Regions from separate parts of the Homo sapiens genome. Here region 2 is linked to region 1. The links are chromatin loops, found by intact Hi-C in ENCODE. Cell type or tissue: PC-3. All regions are shown on one strand. Each heading gives the region's core, and the rest is flanking DNA. Links, peaks and the distances in the headings are about the cores only.

Evidence for each region. Hi-C counts contacts between places; a loop is a spot of excess contacts. Peaks named below come from ENCODE experiments on the same cell type or tissue, not always from the same donor. Only the 100,000 strongest peaks of a DNase experiment are listed, where the experiment ranks them.
Region 2: a loop joins it to region 1, with 6 times the contacts of the local background. A loop is called at or near these places in 6 of 110 quality-filtered maps.

Annotation. Positions count from the first base shown.
Region 1 is chr15:56,425,212-56,433,555 of GRCh38, reverse strand. It overlaps TEX9 (testis expressed 9), which reads right to left. Exons shown (of 12, transcript NM_001395496.1): 11 at 5,817-5,951; 12 at 3,402-5,189. The coding sequence ends at 5,112. It overlaps MNS1 (meiosis specific nuclear structural 1), which reads left to right. Exons shown (of 10, transcript NM_018365.4): 9 at 2,058-2,183; 10 at 4,363-4,832. The coding sequence ends at 4,455. Among named protein-coding and RNA genes, the nearest start is that of MNS1, 36 kb to the left of the region's middle. In PC-3, for the core only: a CTCF peak has its summit at 4,516 (motif pointing right); no DNase peak of the experiment used is centred there.
Region 2 is chr15:56,359,732-56,368,075 of GRCh38, reverse strand. It overlaps TEX9 (testis expressed 9), which reads right to left and starts at 2,650. Exons shown (of 12, transcript NM_001395496.1): 1 at 2,599-2,650; 2 at 2,406-2,497. The coding sequence starts at 2,625. RefSeq lists enhancers at 2,357-2,406, 2,947-2,996, 3,007-3,186. In PC-3, for the core only: no CTCF peak of the experiment used is centred there; no DNase peak of the experiment used is centred there; H3K4me3 peaks cover 1,937 bases.

The DNA.
Region 1 (8,344 bases), core at 138-8,137:
ATCCACCCGAGAGATGTTAAGGATACGGAATTGATGGGGCTTGGTGACCAGTGAGATCTAGGGTGAGAGAAGACTTAAGGCTACCCCTAATAAATAATACTGTCATTCCATCTTTTTAATTATTTTTTTAATATTTTTAAGTTCCAGGATGCATGTGCAGAACATGCAGGTTTGTTACACAGGTATACATGTGCCATGGTGGTTTGCTGCACCTATCAACCCGTCATCTAGGTTTTAAGCCCTGCATGCATTAGGTATTTGTCCTAATGCTCTCCCTTCCCCTTGTCCCCCCCACCCCCCGACAGGCCCTGGTGTGTGATGATGTTCCTCTCCCTGTGTCCATGTGTCACTTCCATCTTTAATGGGTGACTGGGTGACATCCTAAGGAAAGAGTATAGAGGAAAAGAAATAGATTTTGAGGGTGCAAATAATTCTATTTTGTCCACCCAAAATGATTTGGTGGCCCAGGGGAAGATTACTAGTTGGAAATGTAGATTTAAGTGTTGGAGAGGGAATGAAGTTTTTGGCTTTGGATACATTGACTTATTTATGTCTCATCCGTAAAACTAAATACTTATATTGTCTCACTAGATTTTGTGGTTTAAGAACCAAATGGATAATATGTAGGTGTTTTGAAAATCGGTAGGAAGAGAAGAATTTAGAGGAAGACTAAGTGAGACTTACATGACTTCTTTTAAAACTATACAAAGTAGGAGTCAAAATAATGCAGATGTTTCAAATATGAGAAACTCATGGGAATACAAGTGCTGTTATATTTCAGATTGGAGCTCATCTGTTCTCAGAAGCTAAGCAGGATCAGGCCTGGTTAGTACTTGGATAGGAGAAAGCTCCTGGAAAAGTTAGCAAGACAACTAACTAGAAATCAGACTAAAAACTAAATGGAAATCAGATAAAGCCACCTAATGCATAGATACTTATACAAATAATTTTTGTCTTAATTTTTAAAGACTTATAAATGTTCCCAATATGAAGCTGTCGGCTTAGTTTTGTCCGTTTGATTGGGCAACATTTTTGTTCTGGCCCCAAGTCAAGGACAGATCTTCGTGATGAAACTCATTATACAATCCTATAAGGTCTAACCATGTTTTTTGGATTTCAGAGACATTCCTAAATAGGTATCTGTAATTCTGTCTACCTCTACGAAAATCATACGGTCAGACAAAATCTGAAACTTCCCAGGAGGTAGTTTCCTACACCAAAGCTATTCAGAATTTGTCCTAAATGGATAAGTTGATTTCGTAACTGCCTAAACAATTTAATTTACTATAAATTTTTCTTTTTAGGATAAACATTGAATGTGGCCTGCCAGATCCTTCTTAGGAAAATCTGCATTAGCCCAAAGTAGACTCTACCATTGGACAAAAATGTATCAAGTTTGCTTTCCCCTGTAACATTACAGAACTTTCCTGTATCTCCTCTTTATAAGGAATGGATGAATTAAGATAGAATTAGGTTTGAATGCAAGTACAGTCTCAAATTAACAGTGGCTTAGTAGATTACTGTTCTTTCACGTAGTTCAAGTCATCTTTTCTATATGGCCCAGAATTTTGATGTGATTATTTAAGAGTGAGCACTTTCCTAAGAAATACTAGTGGAATTCTCATGCTTCATATCATCTTTATATATATATATATGAAAATATCCTTTAGATATTTCTGATCTTCTTTATTCACTATTTTTTGTTTTACACTGTAAACTCTTCAGCATCTGGTATATGGTAAGCATTCAGTAAATATTTACTGTATTAGGCAGTCACTCCTTTGAATATTTTTTCCCTTGGTAATGAAGACACTTTCCTGAAAATATTTGTTTGCCTCCTTGTAATTTTAAAGGAATAATGACAGTAAAAAATACATAGATATGTGTACAGACATAAAATATATATTTTAAAAATATATATTATCTAGAATCTTTTGAACTTAGTGTCATAAATAGTTCATCAATTTTATCTAATTCATTGCATGAGTAGTTTTATTTGAAAACTTCGTATAAGATTAATGTACTTTGTGATAACAAAATTTGATCTGCATTTCCAGCAACGTGAACTAGAAGAGTGGCAGTTGCAGCAAAGGCGGCAAGGATTTATTAATGCAATTATTGAAGAAGAAAGGCTAAAACTTCTTAAAGAGCATGCTACAAACTTACTAGGCTATCTCCCTAAAGTAAGTGAGATTTATCTCAAGTTGTAATCTTCATGACCTGTAATAGTGAAAAAAACATGGTATTTGGATTTTAGAGTGCCTTGGTTTTGCTCACTTCTTGCTCGGTTATGAAGCAGCAATGGGATCCTCCTGTCCAGGCACTGAACCTCTCTGGGCCCATTTCAGTATATCTAAAATGATTGGTCTTAGCACATTATTAGATGTATGAGCTTGATTTACTGAATTTGTACCTTATTTATCGCCCAGGCTGGAGTGCAGTGGCAAGATGTCAGCTTACTGCAACCTCTGCCTCCCGGTGATTCTCCTGCTTCAGCCTCCTGAGTAGCTGGGATTACAGGCGTTTGCCACCACACCCAGCTAATTTTTGTATTTTTGGTAAGGACAGGATTTTGCTATGTTGGCCAGGCTGGTCTTGAACTCTTGGCCTCAGGTGATCCATCTGCCTCAGCCTCCCCAAGTGCTGGGTGGGCCACCACACCTGGCCTGAGTTTGTATTTTAGAGTTTCTTTTCTCCCCTTTTAGTGTAGGAAATCTAAAGCTACCCTAGAACAACTGTAGTACTTACATGCCAAAGATGAGAATGTGTATGAAAACATTGTCACTGGTAACACCAGTAATAGGCACATGGTTGAACTGAGCTTGAGACTACCCTAGAACTGTAGTACTTACATGCCAAAGATGAGAATGTGTATGAAAACATTGTCACTGGTAACACCAGTAATAGGCACATGGTTGAACTGAGCTTGAGACAGATCTGCTCTACAGTAGGAAGTTATAACTAGTTAAACTTGATTTTTAAAATTCCAGAAGATAGTGAATTTTAATGTATACCTGAGACACACTGTGACTTCAAATAAAATAGTAACTGGCTGGGCATGGCAACTCATGCCTATAATCCCAGCACTTTGGGAGGCTGAGGCAGGAGGATCACCTGAGCCCAGGAGTTCAAGACCAGCCTGGGAAACATGGGGAGATGCCATTGCTACAAAAAATAAAAAGTTAACTGGATGTGGTGATGCACGCCTGTAGTCCCAGATACTCTGGAGGCTGAGGTTGGAAGATTGCTTGAGCCTGGAAAGTTGAAGCTGCAGTGACCCATGATCTTGCCACTGCACTCCAGCCTGGGCAACAGAGTGAGACCCCGTCTTGTCTTAAAAAAGTAATAACAGTTTCATAGGCCACATAAACATCTAGACTCATATAAATAAGATCGCCATCTTTCAGCTATAGAAATGCCATTTCATATTTTATTCAGTAGAATCAAGTGCATATTTATTTTATTATATTCACTCTGGTGCTAAGGAAGGAAAAAGATATATAGGTAATTACTGCCTGGCCACAGGACTTGATAGTCTAATTGGTTAGAAAGGATTAAGGAATACAAAATGATGTATTAATGATAAAATCCATATGTAATTAATACATTTCATAAACTAAATTATAAATTGTAGGAATGTCTTTCTTTGGGATTTGATATTTTTGTAGAGGAAATAATTGTGGAGGCAGCAGGAGGGATTAATAAACTTGATATCCAAAAATGACCTTTATCCTTTAGGTCCTAATGGTGCCAAATGACTTCAGTTATCCCTAAAATTCTTTATTCTTTAGATTGCAATTTAAGTAAATATTTAATTTTGTTTTAAAGAGCCTTTTGCAGTATACTGTAGGGGAAAAGAAAAATAGAACAGTGAAGAATTCCAAAGGGTTTGCTTAAATGGCTTAACTCCAAACCTGGATTCTTTTCTGCAAGATTGACTGTTTGCTGATTAGCCATAGAACTGAGGCATGAAGAACTAATCCCATGCATGAATCTACTGAAGCTCACCATTATATCATATTATAGAGCTATTTAAAGAAAAGGGTAGGGTACAGTATAGATGAAGTGCCTTCCTATCTAGGTAATCCAAGCAGTAGAACTTGTAGAAGAGCTCAGATTCCTATGAAAAGCTCCTACACTAGAGCTGATAAATCAGAAAATTGGGTCAGTCTAGGAATATTCAATATATATGTAAAGTCTTATTTTTTGAAAAGTATTGATTTTTTTAAAGTTTCATTAATCTGTTGAATAGATTTCATTACCTTGGAGATAACTTTACTAATCTTATGTCTGTCAGTCTTAAAAGCATTTAGTGAAATATTCTGGTATTCAAAAGTAACCCACAAAGTATTTTTCTCGTAGGGAGTATTTAAAAAAGAGGATGATATTGATCTGCTTGGTGAAGAGTTCAGGAAAGTATATCAACAAAGGAGTGAAATTTGTGAAGAGAAATGATATCATCAAAATTGGGTAAAGCATAGATTTTTTGCATGTTACCACTAGATGTCAGCATAACTTTTGTTTTACAGTTCAGTGGCATTAGGTATCCATTGTCTGTTTGGATTTTGTAAATCATCACTGAATTTCATAACTTGTAAACAATTATCAGATACAAATTAATTTTAATCAAGCTGTTATTTTTGTACTGATAATTTCAAAATCCGATTTCTACAACACTACAGAGCACTGTTTGCATCCCCATCCTCAAGACAGTATATTTACCTTGACTAATACAGAACTCTACCCCAAAGTGAACTGCCTTCTGTCTGTGTTTACGAACTTTACTTACTTGATTTAGCCAGGGAAATAAATATTTGGAATTTTCTTTTAAAGCATCTTTTTTGGTCTACTGTAAGGGAGGAGAATTATAAATGAAAAGAGTCAAGAATTTTATTATCTGATGTGCTTAATTGTCACGCTAAGAACTTAAAAAACAACTCAAAAAGAGCTAATAGCTAATCTCCTAAATCTAAAAAGGGAATTCTTTGAAATTATTTTGCTTTCATAATCAAATATATTACTTATGAAGAATAAAAATAATTCAAACCACTACAATAAGTAAAATGGGTATCCATCACATACTGTCATAGAGACTAACTGAAGTAGATCACTTATGAATTTCCCCATTCAAGTGCTTTCATAAATTCCTCCTCAGTGAAAGATAGCATCTTGGCAGCTTCAATATGCATCTGTTAAAAAAAAAATCAATATTGTCTGATTTAGTATTAAGAGTAGGCCACCAAACAACAGGAAGTTTGTAAAAATGTGTGGATAATATATTGTCAGAATATAAGTTCTGTTGTAGGAATGTATACTCTTAATTCCAATAAGCATGATATTTGAAATGGTATTGTCCAACAGTAGTACTGAACCAACTTACTTTTAAGATAATAATAATTCTATAATATTTTAAATACCTGACCTTTGCAAAGAAGGAAAGTGTCAGAACTATGAATTTTTAGAGAAAGCAGCAATAGTGGTTTGGAAGTGATGTTCGCTCTAAGGTTTGAAGAGGCAAACAGTCCCCTAATAGTCATTCTTTAATTTGGTACTTTCTGTAGTTGAGAAGTACCTATACTGTATTTTCCAGTCCCATTTTCTACACTAACTTACTTATGTGAAAATATCCACTTGCTTAGATGACACATATATCTCACTATAAATGTTAGATTTCATATGATTTCATATGTATGATGCATTTTATATGAAGTTCAGTGCGTAAAGATGTCAAAAACATACCTAAAGTGAAAAATGCTAAATTTTTTAGTAAGAAAGTTACAAATAATATGATGATTTAACTTTAATGATAGACTCACCTTTTGCCTTTTTAAAACATCAATTAATTTTAACTGTTTCTTGAACCCTATCATTAATTCTCCTTTTTGTTTTTCTAGCTTCTTGTTTTCTGATTTTAACACTTCAATTTTTTTGTGTTCTTCATTTGCTATGTCCTACACAAGGAAAAAAAAGTGCCATATATTTTTAATATACAGCCTCAATGGAAAGAATTATAGACTATCATCACAACAGTAATAAAAAGTACTTTCTTAAACTGAAATATAAAATTTTTGTAGATAAAAATTGCTTTCCATTACCGAATTACTGGAATTTGATAGCTTTTAGTCATGCTCAGGTATTTCCCATTTTTAAAAAATGTTTTTAAAATAACTCAGTTCTAATTCCAGTAATGGCAAAGTAGCTTGTATTGAACCAACATAAACTCTGGATTTATGAATTTTCAAAAATAATATATTTGAAAACATTTTAAAAACGTTTAAAAAGTATATTTGAAGGTGTAGATGAGTAATCAATAATAAGTAGAAACTGGAAGCGATATGATCCTTGAAAGAGCAGAAATACTGGTTGAGATCCACATTCAACTAGCTTCTTCTAAAAGCACTTTCCAGTTTGTGGGTTCACAGAGGTAAGAACTCAAGCAAAAAGTAGTAGTCTTATTGGACTGAGGAGTCAGAGAGCAGGGCTGCCAAGGTGGTACAAAATTCTAGAAAAACAGAGCCCTCAAAACATGCATACGTATTTCCCTCAAATGCTTGGCAGACATCTAAATACCATTTAGAGGGTGAGACTCCTAGGTACCTGTGAAAGGAAATGGCTGTGGCCTTTAGCTAAGCAGAGAATTTACCCACTTCCCATGACAAGCGGGAGACCAAGTTTGTAATCTTGGTAAAAATGGACTGGATAAGCTCTTTAGCAATTTGGGCAAAGCAGAAAAAGGGTCAGTAGAAATCATTACGTTTAGGAAGATCTATACTTGAAAGATTAAAGGAAGTCATTCATACAAAAGGAAAATGATACCAGAAGGAAATGTGAATCTCTGTACACACACATAAAAAAGATGGAGAAAAAAGAAATAGTAATGTGTAATCTTATGTATACATACGTGTGTGTGTGTGTGTTTGTGTGTGTGTATATATATATATATATATATATATATATATATATATACACCTTTTCAAAAAAAAAAAAAAAAAACACCTCTTTAAAAGATAAGAGTGTTGTCAGCAAAATGGTGGATTAGGAAGCTCCAGGCCTTTGCTTCCCCATTAAAAGACTGACTATATGATACACAGACCAAAATAGCTTTGGGAGAGCTCTAGAAACCAATCAGTCAGTCAGCAGCAGCAACCAAGAGACTGCCTAACTAAGAAAAGGCCATATTCAAAGCAGTAGGAAATGTCATGGTGTTTTGCTCACCCTTTACCCACATCCTCCCTGGCACAGCACAGTCAGGAAGAAGCCACCCAATTCCCAGTTCTTCCCTTGGAATGGAGGGAAAAGAGTAGACTTGCTTGCAACATTCTGGCTTTTCTGGGGCCTGCCTGAGGGACTGCTATCTGTCTTGCCTGACTCAGTACTGATGGGAACAGCTGCATCATTTGGATATCAGGTTGGAAGCTGCGGAAACAGGTGGTTGGTACCACTGAATGTGAGAGGTGTAGTGAGTCCACAGAACTGCAGGAACCTGGTGGCAAAAAATTATGGGCAGAGGAATAAAATACAGCATCTAAATCTCTGAGAAGAAGTAGTGAGATTTTTAGGTAATTAGGACATTTAAAAGAAGCCGTGTGTATGGAAAACTGGAATTAAAACACACAGGCCCAGGAAAGACACAACCCCAGAAAGGTTTGAGAGGACCTCAAGACTTTACACCATGCTGATTAGTGAAGGTCTTTGCTTGCATGCAGCCAGTCTGCAAGACTGGGAGAAGTGGCTGTTTTTTCAAACACCCGTTTTTCAATGTAAGATCACAAGACATTCAAAGAAACAGGGAAACATGGACCATATTAAAGGAACAAAATTAATATCCAGAAGTGTATCCTAAAGAAACAAAGGCTTCTCACTTATTTGACAAGGACTTTAAAATAACTGCCATAAATATGCTCCATGAGCTGAAGGAGAATATTGACAACTAAATGAAATCAGGGTACCTATATATTAATAAAATGAGACTATCAACAAAAATTACAAAAAAGAACCAAACAAATTCTAAAGCTGAAAAATACAGTAACTGAATGGAAAAATTCACTTGAAGGGTTCAACAGCAGAGCTGTACAGGTATAAGAAAGAATGAGTGAGCTTTCAGACAGGTCATTTGAAATGAGCAGGTCAGAGGAGCCAAAAGTAAAAGAATGAAGAAAAGTGAACAGCAGCTAAGGGAGACCATCAAGTGGGCCAATATGTATATCAGTGTAATCTTAGATAGAAAAGGAGACAAGTAACTTATTTGAAGAATAGCTGAAAAATTGCCAAATTTAAGGAAAGAAATGGATACACAAATACAAAAAGCTCCATGAACTCCAAGTAGGATAAACCCAGAGACCCA
Region 2 (8,344 bases), core at 18-8,017, 65 kb after region 1:
AAATCATAAACAAGGAAGCTCACCATCACTTTTTCTATTCCATATCACACGGGAAGTCCTAAACAGAGAAAAAGAGAGAATGTAGGAGAATTATCAAGGGACAAAATGATCAAAATTTGCATATAATTGTCTTCATCAAAAATCCAAGGGAATTCACAGAATGAATAAGAGAGTTCAGCAGGACTGAAGATCTGTGTGTATATAAACGCAGATGTAGCATCAACATCTAAAAATTCTACATTTATAACCAATTAGAAAATAGAAAAAATTCCACTTATTATATAGCAACTATTCAGTACCTTGAAGCAAATTATATACGCAAGAATTTTATGTAGTAAAATGATAAAACACTATTAAAGGTAAAAACCCATAAATGGAGAAGTATCATATTCGTGGAAAATTCAATAGCATAAATAAGTCAGTTCTCTACAAATTAATCTGTAAATCCAATGTAATTGCGATTTATGAGGGGGCTTGCCCTACCAGTTATTATGTTATCTTATTGTTTAGCTATCTGGTATTATAATACAGGAATGAAGCTTGAAAAATCTATCCACTTGAGCGATTAGCATCTTCCTTAGTCTATCCTTTCGGACAGTGATTATTTCCTCCAACAGAAGCAGAACTGCAAAAGGTTTTGGATTGAGGTCCCTGGGAAGTAGCATTCTAATGATCAATGCCAAGACAACAGGTGGCAAAACAGATACCATACTGTTATAATTTCATATTCTTGCTTACAGGGATGGCCAGACATTTTACTCTTCTACATGACACAGAAGTATTCTAGAAGATTCAGGTAGTGTAGGGAGTTACTCTGTTCATATGCTTCAGATGTGCACAACTCAGAGTACAGATAACAGAACAAGTAACAACTGGCCACCATATAATACTGTTTAGCTATCTCGTTTTATAAAGTAACTCGTGCTAGAATACAATAATAGTCCCTGTATATTTCTCATTTTAAGCAGGACTGTATCCCTAAGGATGCACCAGAACCAGGTGCAAAATACACTCTCAAATAACTGAACAAATAAACCTAATCCAGGTATTTAATACTATATGGTTAATGATAATGAAAATAACCGTTTTGATTGAGGCATAGCTGATAAAGAACTATATATAGAAAACAGATTAATTTGCTTAAGTACACTTTTGAACTGGGATAATCGGCCCATTTCATCAGAGAGAAGAAGATATGATTATCTTCCTACTTGCTGTGGTAAATTGGTCTGTGTATAGTTCACCTAAACACAGTACCTTTCAGTTTTAATTTCAAATATGCTTATAGATCATATGTAGATCATACGATAACTCTAGTTTAACCCTCTGATACAAACTGCCAACTATTTCCAAATTTTAATCTAGTTATTTTATATTAAAACGGAAGGGAGTTGTTAAAAGGCACTTTTTTATAAGGGTATGTATGATGGCAAATAAAACAGACATCGCCTCTGCCCTTGGAACTTACAGTCCAGTGGAGACAGACAAAAAGGAAATTCACAAATGAATTTATTGTAACAAATTATGCTAATTAGAAAGAAAAATCACTGAGACAATGAAAAAGACCAACAAGGGAGCCTACTTAGCATGGTCAAGGAAGGCCACTCACATTACAGGTTGAAGGCGTGTGTGACTGTCTCTTTCCTGAGATAGAAAGAAAACCTGGAAGAGTTTTTGGAACTAAAAGGCCAGTGAAGCTGGAGAGTTTTAGGGGGAAAAGGGGAAGAGGGAATAAGATCAAATAGAGGAGGCAGGAGGAGCCACATCGATCAGAGCTTTTGAAATGCAACAGGAAACTACTGTAGAATTTTAAGCAAAGGCATGGTAGATCAAATTAAAAGATTACACTGGCTGCTGTGTGAAAACTTGGGGATGAGGAGTAGAATGGGCCAAGAATGAAAGCACCGTTGTCAGGATAGTTGTAATTACACTGAGAACAGATAAGAAAAGGAATATTTGAACGAGAATGGTAATTCTGATTGCAGTGGGAAGCATCCTTTCAATTTAGAAACCAACCTAAAGGAAATTTACACAAGGTAAACTCTATGAACTTGATATTAAGCGAAATAACCTAAACTATCAAGTGAACTAACTATTCGTGGCAATTCCTGCTACCCAAATAACTTCCAACAGTATCTTGCTGTTTACTTGGGCTACGTTTTAAATTAAACAACATGCTTACTTGGGCTAAATTTTCGCCCACTTCAAATATCTTCTAATACGCAGGCGAACTACTCAGATCAAAGACAAAGAAAGGATAAACGGCAGGTGAACGAGATGACGAGAAGGGAATGCTGCAGAGTGAGTGGTCCCGAAGATCCAGCCAGTCTCCAGAAAAAAGTACTTGTAAGCAGCCTCATTCAGATGAAAGAAAGAAGGAAAAGTTCAACCGCCGAATTTCTTACTTATATTCTTCCTCCAAGGCGAGGAGGTCGGGTCCAGGTGTAGAGGGTTGCTGAACGGGTGGCGGGAACGGAGTCCCTGGAACGCTGCTTCTCTGTAAAAGAGCCACAGACTTTCAGACCCGAAGTTAAAGGAAGTTAGGCGTCCTAGTCGCCGGAACCCAGACGCTCCCCAGGAGCCTGGAGTTGAACTGACCGTGAGACACAGACTTCGCCCCGCCATCTTCGGCGACTGCGACGCGGTTACCGAGGCAACGACGCATCTTCCCGCGAGAGTTTCCACATCCCGGTTGCCTCCCGCCCGGGCGCCTACGCCTTCCCACTCTCAGGTTCTGTGCTGCGAGCGGCGCGAGCCTCTGGCAGCGGGCTCGGCCTTTGCTCGCAGCACTCGGCGCTGTCCCAGGAACCCAGGAAGGCTTCCTAACTGCAAATTCGACTTAGTTAGTGCAAATTCTCAACTTGTGGGGGTTGAAAGAGTTTCAGCCAAAACAGGCAGGTCCTTTGCCGCTACTCTATAGAAAGCAAGCTGGTGAGGCAATCCCTCCCTGTTGTGCTTTTCAAACCGTTAGTGGCTAATCCGACCTTCACCCCGTTTGCTTAAAGTGAGCTCTTCAGTGGAATTCAGAAGTTTTGATTTCTAATTTTTGTTTACAGCATGCATGGCTAAGACTCAGGCTCTCAAGTTAGTCAACCTAAATTATTATCCTGGCACTGCCACTTACCAGTTATATGGCCTTGGGCAAATCACTCTGTATATCGGCCACTTCATTTGTCAAATGGAAGTGAGAATAGTGCCCACTTCACAGTTATTATGAGAAGCAAATGAATTCGTGCTTAGGATCATGCCTGAAACACGTAAGCGGTTAACAATTTCAATTGTTTTGGAATAAAATTGACATCCAAAAATAAACCGTGATATGATGTATGGTCATCTGATCTTTAGAAAGGGTGCAAGACCATTCAATGGGAAAATAATTGTCTTCAACAGATGGGGAGACAACTGGATATCCAAATGCAATTAGACCCTTAACTTCACACCATATACAAAAATTAAAATGTATCAAAGACCTAAACTTAGGAGCTAAAACTCTAAAGCTCTTCAAAGAAACTGTTGGTGTAAATCTTTATGACCTTGAATTACAATTCTGAGAATCCTTGATGGATTCTTAGATATGACACCAAAAGCAGTAGCAAAAAAAAAAAAAAAGAAAAGAAAAAAGAGGCTGGGCACAGAGGCTCATGCCTGTAATCCAAGCACTTTGGGAGGCCAAGGCGGGTGGATCACCTGAGGTTGGGAGTTCAAGACCAGCCTGACCAATATGGAGAAACCCCGCCACTCCTAAAAAAAAAAAATTAGCCGGGTGTGGTGGCTCATGCCTGTAATCCCAGCTACTGGGGAGGCTGAAGCAGGAGAATCGCTTGAACCTGGGAGGCAGAGGTTGCGGTGAGCTGAGATTGCACCATTGCGCTCCAACCTGGTCAACAAGAGCGAAATTCCATCTCAAGAAAAAAACAAAAAAAAGGAAAAAAAAATAGATAAACTAGACATTATCAAAACTAAAAACCTTTAGTTTCAAAAGATACCATAAATAAAGTAACAAGACCACAGGAAGAGGGGAAATTCTTGCAAATTATATATCTGATAAATAACTTGTGTCTGGACTATATAAAGAAGTATTAAAATTCAAAAATAGGTAGGTGCAGTGGCTCATGCCTGTAATATGAGCACTTTGGAGGCTAAGTCAGGAGGATCACTTGAGCCCAGGAGTTCCAGACCAGCCAAGGCAACACAGCAAGACTCCATCTCTACAAAAAAAAAAAAAGGAAATAGATAAATAAAAATTAGCTGGGTCCAGTGGTACATGCCTGTAGTCCCAACTACTAGGAGACTGAGGTGGGAGGATCACTTGAGCCAGGGAGATCAAGGCTGCAAAGAGCCATGGTCACACCACTGCACTCTAGCCTGGGTCACAGAGTGAGACCCTGTCTCAAAAAAAAAAAGAAAAACAATTTAAAAAAATTTTTAAAAAAGACAACCCAAGTTAAAAATGGGCAAAGAAATAGGGATTTCTCCAAAGAACATATACAAGTAGGCAAAAAGCACATGAAAAGATGCTCAGTATTGTCCTCAGGGAAATGAAAATTAAAACCAAAATGAAATGCCACTTGACACCCACTAGAATGGCGATAATCAAAAGGATGGATAGCCAGGCGCGGTGGCTCACACCTGTAATCCCAGCACTTTGGGATGCTGAGGCGGGCAGATCACCAGAGGTCAAGAGTTTGAGACCAGCCTGGCCAACATGGTGAAATGCTGGGAGATAGAAGTTGCAGTGAGCCGAGATAGCACCACTGCACTCCAGCCTGGGTGACAGAGGGAGACTCCATCTCAAAAAAAAAAAAAAGGATGGACAATAACGTGTAGAGGAGGATGTAGAGAAACTTGAACCCTCATAAACTGTTAGTGGGAATGGGAAAATTGTGCAGCCACTGTGGAAAATGGTCTAGCAATTCCTCAATAGTTTATACACAGAGTTACCAAACAATCCAGCAACCACTGCTAGGTATACACCCAAGGAAAATGAAAACACACCCACATGAAAAGTATATGTACAAATGTTTATGTCAGGATTATTCATAACAGCCAAAATGCAAAACAAACCCATAATGGTCATAAACTGATTAGTAATTAAATAAAAAGTGGTATATTCATACAATGGAATATTATTCAGAAATGAGAAAGAATGAAGTACATGTATACCACAATATGGATGAACCTTGAATATATTATGCTAAGTGAAAGAAGCCATTCACAAAAGACCAAGTATTATCTAATTTCTTTCACAAAAGATCACATACTATAGGATTCTATTTCAATATGACTACATATTGTAGGAAATGTCCGCAATAGGCAAATCCATAGTGACAGAAGTAGATTAGTAGTTGTCTAGGCTTGGCAGATGATGGAGGGTTAGCTAAGGAGTTGCAGGGTTTGGGGGGCGCTAGTGAAAATATTCTAAAATCAATTGTGTTGATGGTGTACAACTCTGTGAATACACTAAAAGCCAATTAATAGTACACTTTATATGGGTAAATATAGATATGTGAAATAAATCACTCAAGCTGTTAAAACATCTTAAAAATAAACTATTTACAACATCGAGGGATAAAGAAAGGAACACTATGCTAGCACTAATCAAAAGGAAGCTGGAGTCGCTATATTAATTTCAAACAAAGATGACATCAGAACAAGGAAAATTATCAGGGACAAAGAGGAGCATTAATGATAGAGGTCAATTCTCCAAGGGGATAGAACAATCCTGGTGTAAATCCTCCTAACAGTAGTGTCAAAATGCATGAGGCAAAAACTGGTAGGACTTGCAAAGAGAAATAGACAAATCCATCATTATATTTGGAGACTTCAATACTACTCCTTCAGTAATTAACAGGTTAAGCAGGCAGAAAATCAGCAAGAGTTGCTCTGGACAGCACCATCAATTAGCTTGATCTAATTGACATTTATAGAATACTCATTTCAATAACAGCAGAATACACATTTTTCTCAAGGTCGCATGGAACATTCACCAAGCTAGAACACATTCTAGCCATAACACACTTTAATAAATTTAAAAGAATATAAATTATATAGTTTAGGGTAGCTGTAATAAAGCACCACCAAGTGAGTGGCTTAAAACAACAGAAATTTATTGTCTCATGGGTCTGGAGGCTAGAAGTCCAAAACCAGGCTAGAAGTATCACCAGGACTATGTTTTGCTTGAAACCTGCAGGGGAGACTCTTTCTTTGCCTCTTTCTAGCTTCTATGGTGGCTGTCACTTCTTGGCATTCCTTGGCTTGCAGCTGCATCACTACAACCTCTCTCTGCCTCTATAATCATGTAGCATTTCCCCTGTGTGTTTCTGCTTTTGCATGGCATTCCTGCTTTTCATGAAGACTCCAGTAATATCGGATGTGGGCCACCCTAATGACCTCATCCTAACGTGATTACATCTGTAAAGACCATATTCACAGGTACTGGGGGTTAGGACTTCAATATATGGTAGGGAGGGGGAGGTGGCACACTTTAACCTATAACCGAAATTATACAAACTATTTTATTGTGGTCCCAGAGCACAATAAAACTAAACTAAAAATCAATAACAAAACAGCTGGACACCCACAAAATATTTGCAAATTAAATTCATACTTCTAAATAATACATGGATCAAGTAAATATCTAGAGGAATTAAAAAAACATTTTGAACTAAATAAAATTTGAAATATAACTTATCAAAACCTGTGGAATGTTATGAAAGCAGTGCTTGGAGTGCTTAGCATTCAATGCATATATTAGAAAAGAAGAAAAATCTAAACTCTGAATGTCTACCTTCAAGGCAGCTAAAGGAAAAATATTAAACTTAAAGCAAAAGAAAAGTAACAATAAACATTAGAACATAAATCAATGGAACTGAAACAGGGAAACAATAGAGAAAATCACAGAAACCACAATCTAGTTAAAATCAATAAACTTATAGCTGTGCTAACCAAGAAAAAGAGAAGATCCAAGTAACCTGTTCTGTGTTATTTTCTGTGATGGTCAGTCAGGTGTGGCCATGAGAGGAAAACAACATTTATTATACTCACAGGTCCTAGAAATAGGACGCATGCCATGCCATACAGGGTTACATGGGGAAGCCTCGGGATAGTCAGGAGGCAGAAAACAGGAGGAAGAGAAAAACCTGGACTAGAGCCTCTATTGGAGTTTCCACAGGAAAAGCAAGGTAGAGTAAACCCATTAGGATTGGCTACTATGAATAATTTCAGAGGGCCCCGGAGTATAAAGGTTGTCCTTAATTATCTGGTACATAGCTCTGCAATGGCTAAGACAGAGGAAGGCCTGTTGTATATGGACCAGACAGAAGAGGTATGGCTTCATATTAGTTTTTTATATATCAAAGCCATGCTCCCTGGCTAAGCCCTTTTGCTTAGCTAAGAATTGGCTTGCCCCAGGAGGAAGCAGTTTCTCCCAAGCCAGAAAGGATTTTTTAAAGATGTCTAAACATCATAATATACAGAAAATTAAAAAATATAAACAATACAGTACCAACATTAGAAATGGAAAATAAGTCATCAATTGTCCCATGAAAATTAAAAGGATAATAAAGGAATACTATGAACTCTATACCCCAACATTTAATAAATTAGATGAAATGGACCAATTACTTGAAAGATACAAACTACCAAAACTCATGCAAGGAGAAATAGATAATCTGAGTAGGCAAGGACATTGAGTCAATAACCTTCCAAGAAAGAAATCACCAGTCCCAGATGGTTTCTCTGGTGAATTCTAACATACATTTAAGGAAGAAATAACAATTCTACATAATCTTTTTTGGGAAAATAAAGGCAGAAGGAACACTTCCCAACTCATTCCATGACTCTAGCATTACCCTAATACTAAGAGCAGTTAAAGACATTATAGGAAAACTACAAGCTGATATCCCTCATGAATATAGATTTTTAAACCCTTAACAAAATTTTAGCCAATATAATCCAACAATGTCTAAAAAGAATTATGCAACACAATGGAGTGGGATTTATTCTCAGTATACAAGGATGGTTCAATATTCTAAAATCAATCAATGAATTCAGCACATCAAGAGGATAAAGAAGAAAAATTATATGATCATATAAATTCATGCAGCAAAAGCATTTGACAAAATCCAACACCCCTGAAGGTACAAACTCTCAGAAAACTAGGACTACAGGGAAATATCCTCAAGTTGATAAAGAACTTCCACAAAATATCTACAGCTTAATGAAATTGGATGCTTTCTCCCTAAGATCAGGAACAACACAAACATGTCCTTTATCATCATTATTATTTAATATTACATCTGAAGTTCTAGCTAGTGCAATAAGACAATAAAAGGGAATAAGGAGT